Linked DNA regions of Homo sapiens: regions 2 and 3 are each linked to region 1. Evidence: chromatin loops called from intact Hi-C (ENCODE). Cell type or tissue: dorsolateral prefrontal cortex. All regions are shown on one strand. Region 1 has its middle 9.9 kb from the start of CYP2W1. Region 2 has its middle 6.1 kb from the start of CHLSN. Region 3 overlaps ADAP1 (ArfGAP with dual PH domains 1).

What was found. Peaks named below come from ENCODE experiments on the same cell type or tissue, not always from the same donor. Only the 100,000 strongest peaks of a DNase experiment are listed, where the experiment ranks them.
Region 2: it touches region 1 in a loop (2.8-fold over the local background); 47 of 110 quality-filtered maps call a loop at or near these places.
Region 3: it touches region 1 in a loop (4-fold over the local background); 5 of 110 quality-filtered maps call a loop at or near these places.

The regions. Positions count from the first base shown.
Region 1 is chr7:991,858-994,357 of GRCh38, reverse strand. It overlaps a transcript of CHLSN not described here. Among named protein-coding and RNA genes, the nearest start is that of CYP2W1, 9.9 kb to the right of the region's middle. RefSeq lists a silencer at 1,202-1,291. In dorsolateral prefrontal cortex, CTCF peaks have their summits at 852 and 1,058 (motif pointing left); DNase peaks (open chromatin) are centred at 1,027 and 1,442; H3K4me3 peaks cover 370 bases; H3K27ac peaks cover 349 bases.
Region 2 is chr7:1,143,104-1,145,603 of GRCh38, reverse strand. No RefSeq gene overlaps it. Among named protein-coding and RNA genes, the nearest start is that of CHLSN, 6.1 kb to the right of the region's middle. RefSeq lists an enhancer at 1-162. In dorsolateral prefrontal cortex, CTCF peaks have their summits at 1,056 and 1,255; a DNase peak (open chromatin) is centred at 1,219; H3K4me3 peaks cover 811 bases.
Region 3 is chr7:913,111-915,610 of GRCh38, reverse strand. All of the region lies in intron 4 of ADAP1 (ArfGAP with dual PH domains 1), which reads left to right. Among named protein-coding and RNA genes, the nearest start is that of GET4, 38 kb to the right of the region's middle. In dorsolateral prefrontal cortex, a CTCF peak has its summit at 1,274; a DNase peak (open chromatin) is centred at 1,200; H3K27ac peaks cover 2,500 bases.

The DNA of each region.
Region 1 (2,500 bases):
GAAAGCCCATCTCTACTAAAAATACAAAAATTAGCTGGGTGTGGTGGTGGGCGCCTGTAGTGATCCCAGCTACTCAGGAGGCTGAGTCAGGAGAATCGCTTGAACACGGGAGGCAGAGGTTGCAGTGAGCCGAGATCGTGCCATTGCACTCCAGCCTGGGTGACAGAGCGAGACTCTGTCTGAAAAAATAAATACATAAAAATAAAAGTAATGTTTTTAAATAATCAAAGGGAGCATTGTTTGGAAGTCAGAATCACATTGCCTGTGGGGGTGAGCAGACCTGTGGAGACTGGGCTTTCCAGGCCAAAGGGCCCTCCCTGACATTGGGGGTGCGAACACGCAGAGCAGGCTGGAGACCTCTCACAGCACTGTGCGGCTTCCGGAAACCGTCCCCTGCCCCAGCCCACCCAGCCCTCTGAGGAAGCGGCCTCTGAGCAGTTTCTTGCAGGATTGATGTCTGAGAAACAGCTCACACCAAGTGCCGTCTGCTCACTCCACCAAGAGTGACACAGGTTCGGCCGCTGAATCACCCTCAGAGCACTGTCCTCCCTCCAAGCCCCCAAGAGAGTGGCATCTTTTTAGAGACAGGGTCCCGCTCTGTCGTCCAGGCTGGAGTGCGGTGGCATGAGCTCTGCTCGCTGCCACCTCCACCCCCCTGGGCTCAGGCGATTCTCCTCCCTCAGCCTCCTGAGTAGCTGGGAACACAGTTGCTACCACTACACCCGGCTAATTGTTGTATTTTTTGTAGAAGCGGGGGGCCTCACTGTGTTGCCCAGGCTGGTCCCAAACTCCTGGGCTCAAGCGATCCTCCCACCCCGGCCTCCCACCGTGCCTGGGATTTATTTCTGGATGACTCGGTGCCCAGTGTTCACATCCCAGAGCCTCAAGCTGACCTTCCAGCCCGGGCCGGCGCTGTCCGCTCCCCACTCCTCTCCCTGGAGCGCTGGCAGCCTCCAGCTGGGCTCTTTCTCTGCCTGCCTGTCCCTGCCTGTCCCTGCACAGATCAGGTGGCGCCACCTGCCGTCCGTCCAGTCCCTCGGCTCTTGCTCCAGTCACAGTCAGGCCCTGGCCGGGCGCCGTGTGCCATGCGCCCTCCAGTGGCTCCCAGGGAACGGGCGCTCTCTCCACGCGCTCCAGCTGCCGTCCCCCTGCCCTGTCTGGGTCAGGCCACCCCCCGCCCACTGGGACCTCAGAAGCACTCGTACCCCTGCTGGCTGCGTGGGTTTCACAGGCGATAAAGCTGAGTGCAGCCTCAAACCCTGAATAGTCATCAAAGTTAGGATCCTACAGACTCCTCCAAGCCTCACCTCATCACCCCTGTGGCCCAGCAGTCCAGAGCCATGGGCCACCCCCTCCCCCGCTTGTTATGCAGCAGGAGCTACCCGATGCACTCTGACCTCAGACACCCTAGGACTTTGCTTAGATTTCACAAGGGACTGAGTCCAGGCAGGAGGGGTGGGGAATTTGGCCAGCGATGGGCCTGCCTCGGGGCATTTGTGAGACCTGCCCGGAGAGACAGCTGGGCGCTAGGCTGAGCTGTCCAAGTCCCACTGCCCTCTGAAGCCTGGTGAGCCCACCCAGCCCTCCAGTGTCTTACCTCCTTCCCCCTCAGCATCCAAGGTGGGAAGAAGACCCCCGCTCTGAGGGAGCCCCAGCAATCACGGGGAGGGCCCAGGTCCCAGAGTGAGGCCGGCTTCCAGCCTCTGGGTTCCAGAAGTTTCCTAATGGGGGCTGCCCACTCCGAGGGAGGAGCTTCAGGACATCTGAACCAGGACCCCCGCACTGGACAAGGCCCCAGGCCCCTACATGTGTGTTCCCTGTGGGTGTGGTTGAGCGGTGGCGTGGCAGCTCCCTTGGGTCACTTGGGTTCCATTAAACGGCGTCTCCGTGGGTAAAGCTTGGTCTCCTCCTAAGCCCGGCCAGCCCGGCACTCAGATGGCCTCACCCTCCGAGCTTACTGTGGGGGGGCCTCACCCTCCGAGCTTGCTGCGGGAGGTTTGCAGATGGCTCGGGGACTGTGTGGTTTTGTTTTGCCTTGACTTAGGATGGTAATGGGAGGCACGTGCAGCACGGCTGAGGGCCAGCCTCAGACCCAGAAGCAGATCTGGGGCCAAGAGCAGCCTGCCCACCCCAGGAGGGTCCTTCCCTGGAGACCTAGAGGCGGGGGGGTACAGGGGCCGGGGTCGGCGTCCCTCCTGCTGCTGAGGACAGACGTCCGGGGAGCAGTTCAGCCACGTCGTGAGCCATGGGGTTCGGGGTGTCTGCCTCTCCCATGACATCTGGGCACCATGGGGTGGATGTCCACAGAGGCATCTCCCGAAATCCATGCGTGAGGAAGCTGGGCTCGCGGGCTGCCTGCTGCCTGAGTTCTCTGGGACCCTTGAAAAGGACCCATTGGCAGGTGCGTGGATAAAGCAGGACAAATCCACCACTCCCCACTCACTCGAGGTCCCCAGAGCCCTCACACCCACAGACCAGGAAGGAGAAGGACTGGGGAGGG
Region 2 (2,500 bases), 150 kb before region 1:
AGGAAAACCAGAGACCTTTGTTCACTTGTTTATCTGCTGACCTTCCCTCCACTATTGTCCTATGACCCTGCCAAATCCCCCTCTGCGAGAAACACCCAAGAATGATCAATAAAAAAAAAATAAATTAATTAAAAAAAAAAAAAAAAAAAAAAAAAAAAAAAAAAACTTAAGAGTGAGGCCAGGTGTGGTGGCTCAGGCCTGTAAGACCAAAACTTTGGGGGGGCCAAGGCGGGTGGATCACTTGAACCCAGAAGTTCAAGACCAGCCTGGGCCACGTGGCAAAACCCTGTCTCTACAAAAAATACAAAAATTAGCCAGGTGTGGTGGTGCGTGCCTGGAGTCCCACCAACTCGGGAGACAGAGGTGGGAGGATCGCTTGAGCCCAGGCCCTCAAGGCTGCAGTGAACCATGACTGTGCCACTGCACTCCAGTCTGGATGACAGAGCGAGACCCTTCTCAAAAAAAAAAAGTTGATGGAACCCAAAGCCTACCTGATGGAAATGAAGGTGTCCCCAGAGTGCCACTGAGAGCGGGCGAGTCGGCCGTGGCCCTGCCGGCTGGAGTGTCAGAGTCAACCGTGGAGGTCACTGGCCCTGCCTTTTTTTTTTCTGAGATGGAGTCTCACTCTGTTGCCCAGGCTGGAGTGCAGTGGCACGATCTCAGCTCACTGCAACCTCCGCCTCCTGAGTTCAAGCTATTCTCATGTCTCAGCCTCCCCCTCCCAAGTAGCTGGGATCACAGGCGCCCGCGATCGCGCCCGGCTAATTTTTGTATTTTTTAGTAGAGACGGGGTTTTGCCATGTTGGTCAGGTTGGTCTCGAACTGCTGACCTCAGGTGGTCCACCCGCCTCAGCCTCCCAAAGTGCTGGGATACAGGTGTGAGCGACTGCGCCCGGCCGAGGCTCTGCCTTTTCAAAAGCAGATTTGGACCTGGGCTGGTGCGGCCGCGGGAGCAGATGTTTGCAGATGCTGAACGTTTTCTCTGGCTGGGTTGGACAGGCTCACAGTCCCGCGCCTGGCATCTCGCGTCACCCCACCTGCCTACAGCAGGGGAAGCGCGTCTCGGGAAGTGTCCTCGCCCCCTGCCTCGGGGGCTCTCCTTTGCCTGAGTTGGGCTTTGGCTGGCATCACTGTTTTATCTGTGCAGGGCCCAGGGCCGTGCCGTCACCCCTGGTGCCTGGCATCTTGGACAGGAGCCTGGGAGCCTGGCTGCTACTTCCCTTTCTGGTGTACGGGCTGCAGTATCAAAACATTTTCACAAGATGTCCCCAAAAGGCCTTTTAAGTCAGAGTGAGGGTTGACAGCGTCCGGTATTCCTGGTGAGAAATTAGGTCCAGCGTCACAGGAAGGACGGATATAACCAGCCCATCAATCCTAACTCAGTTTCTCCAGGTTAACAAAGTTAAAAGGGATCGGGGATATTTTTTAATGTACTCTTCATTAACCTTCCAGATGTATTCTTTGCAGTAAGCCTAAGACTGCACTTGAATGATCAGCTCAGAGATGAGTTCCTAAAATAGGTCAGCGGCTGAAATTGCTGTAGTTTTCCAAATGCTGAGCTTAAGAATGAGGATCTTTGACATCCGCTCAGTATTGTAAATGTCTGTATTTCTTTGGAGACAGGGTCTTGCTCTGTCACCTAGGCTGGAGTGCAGTGGTGCATTCATGGTTCACTGTAGCCTTGAACTCCCAGGCGTGAGTGAAGCTCCTACCTCAGCCTCCCGAGTAGCTAGGACTACAGGTGTGCACCACCATGCCCAGCTAATTTAAAAATATATATTTTTTTATAGAGATAGGGTCTCACTACGTTGCCCAGGCTGGTCTCGAACTCCTGGCCTCAAGTGACCTTTCTACCTTGGCCTCCCGAAGTACTGGGCTTATAGGCGTGAGCCATGGTGCCTGGCCTTCAATATTGCAGATGTGTTGAGAGGATCATTGTGTTCTGGGGAACCCGGTGACAGAGAAACTAGTCTGACTTTTCTGCGTGGATGCATATGAAGTTTTTGCAGATAAATGTTGATTTACTTCATTTTGCTGAAATGATATTAAAAACTTATAATCACAGTTTATTATACAAGGTGAATAAAGGAAAGAGGAGAGTATTTAGGCCGAGATATTAGTTGAATGCTGTTAGAGAGATTTTTTGCTGTTTTTCAATTTGTTTGTCTTATTTAGAGACAGTCTTGCTCTGTTGCCCAGGCTGGAGGGCAGTGGCGTCATCACAGCTCACTGCAGCCCTGACTTCCTGGGCTCAAGGGATCCTCTCACCTCAGCCTCCCAAGTAGCTGGGACCACAGGTGCATGCCACGATGCCCTGGTAATTTTTAATTTTTTTTGTAGAGGTGGGATCTTGCTATGTTGCCCAGGCTGGTCTCTAACTCCTGGGTTCAAGTGATCCTCCCACCTCAGCCTCCCAAAGTGCTGGGATTACAGGTGTGAGTGCCCGGCCCTGTTTTTCATTTCTTTTGTTTGAGGATGTTGTTCTTTGATTTCTACCTCA
Region 3 (2,500 bases), 79 kb after region 1:
TCCCGTGTGACCCTCGGGCAGGGGTTGGAGGGAGGGAGAGGCCTCCCAGCAGGGTAGAGTCGGGGCAGAGGTTTTCAGGCACACGCTTGCTCGCAGGGTCGGAGCCCAAGGCCTTGGCCTTGCCTGCCGGCCTCTGAAGCCCACGCTGAGTGAATGGCCGCTTCTCATACCAGGCCCGGCGGGGCGGCCACGTCCGCAGCACCAGGCTCATGATCTGCCTGTGGAGACCAGGCCGCATGGGCTGTGCCCTCTGTTCTCTCCCCTGGATGGGTGTGAGGATGGTGGGGAGGTGCACAGTGTGCATGAGGCACGGGTGAGGTACACAGACGAGATGTACGGGTGTGTGCGGCACAGGTGAGATGCACAGGCGAGGTGTGCAGGTGTGAGTGCAGGGCTGGCCCTTTGTGAAGGTGCCGTGAGTGCCGTGGCCAGGTGTTACCTGGCAGCAGGGTGGCAGCCTCTTGCAGAGGGCATGGGGTCGTAGACTGCGGCTGCTCCAGAGTGTGTGGCTGCTGTCTCCCTTGGGCCACGGCACCTTCCAGGTCGCGCAGGAGGCACCAGGCACGCCAGCCAGAGGGCCTCGGGCCCCAGAGCCCCGGCTGCAGGGAGGCTGCTGGGATCCCAGGGACCCAGAGGTGCTGAGTCGTATGGCCCTGTGCTCAGGGCCCACTGACACCCACCTGCTCAGGGCAGGGCTCACCCCTCCTTGAAGCCTCCCCTCTACCCTGCCCCTGCAGCCTGGTCAGTAGGCACGAAGGCCTGGCTGCTTCAGACGGCCAAGTGCCTGGGGACCAGCAGGCGGTGACTGTCTGTGCTCCAGGCTGCTGTCTCTGGGTGCTGTGCAGGGCGGGGTTCCAGGGCCCTGTGAGATGCCCTGCCTGTCTCCTTGTGTGTTCAGGGGCTCCAGGGCACCTCTCCCACAGACCTAGCTGCCCGCTGCTATTTGGAACCCTAGGTTCTGCCCTTTGCTGGATGGATGAGGGAGCAGGTGTCCATCTGGTGCTCAGGGTTAGACCTCAGGGACCCCCCGAGCCTCCCCATGGCCCCCACCCTGAGCCCATGTCTGGGTGGGTGCAGCAGCAGGAGAGGACGTGTCCTCCTGTCTGGGGCGGCCCCGTGGGCAGAGCCTCCTCCACAGGGCTCCAGCGCCAGTTGGCAGTTCCCGGGCCTCCCAACCCCTCCCAGAGTGCACTGGGGATTCCCGGCGGCGTTCCTGCCCTGCTCCCTGGCTTTGCCACCAGAGCCCTTTATCACGGCAGTGGCGACACCTCACGACCACAGGGAAATATAGAAGTCCCTGCGGCAGGGCCCGGGAGGAAGGGGAAGCTCGGGGCTTGGGAAGGGCCTGCCACACCCACAACCCCACGTTGGCCAGGTGAGGCCTGGGCCAGGTGGCTCCCGCTCTGCACAGAGGAGTGGCTGCAGGTCTGCCCTGGAATGAGCCGGAACCAAGAACTCCTAGAGGCTGTGCCACGCCCAGTGCCCACAGCCTGCACCTTGGCTGTGGGTGGAAATGGCCGGGTTGTTCTCACAGGGCGGGGGCCCCAGATGTCCTGTGTGTGGGCCACGCCACCCAGGACCATGGCTGAGGAAGGCGGAGCCCCACTCCATCCCTCTGTTAGGCCACCCAAAAGGAAGGATCACCACCGGGCTTTTCTGAAGGAGTTTTTTGTTTGTTTGTTTTTTCCTGCTCTGTTGCCCAGGCTGCGGTGCAATGGTGCGGTCTCAGCTCACCGCAATGTCCACCTCCCGGGTTCCCGCCATTCTCCTGCCTCAGCATCCTGAGTAGCTGGGACTACAGGCGCCCCCCACCACGCCCGGCTAATTTTTATATTTTTAGTAGAGACAGGATTTCATCATGTTGGCCAGGCTGGTCTGGAACTCCTGACCTCAGGTGACCCGCCCGCCTCGGCCTCCCAAAGTGCTGAGATTATAGGCGTGAGCCACCACACCTGGCCTCTGAAGGAGCTTTTAATGGCTAAAGCTGGGGGAGTAATTTGAGCAACAAAAGGAAGATGGTATAAGGGGATTATAACAGGGGAGCAAGGTACACACCCCCAAGTCCATAGACATATACATAAAGAATGGAACAAGTAAAGAGAAAGGGGAGGACCGGGCGCGGTGCCTCACGCCTGTAATCCCAGCACTTTGGGAGGCTGAGGCAGGCGGATCACGAGGTCAGGAGATCAAGACCATCCTGGCTAACACGGTGAAACCCCGTCTCTACTAAAAATACAAAAAAATTAGCTGGGTGTGGTGGCGGGCGCCTGTAGTCCCAGCTACTTGGGAGGCTGAGGCAGGAGAATGGTGTGAACCCAGGAGGTGGAGCTTGCAGTGAGTGGAGATCACGCCACTAAACTCCAGCCTGGGCGACAGAGCGAGACTCCGTCTCAAAAAAAAAAAAAAAAAAAAGGAAGGGGAGGAGGCCAGCAGCCTTTGCACACGAATTCCAGTTAATACAAAAGAAGGCCGGGCACCGGGGCTCATGCCTGTCATTGCA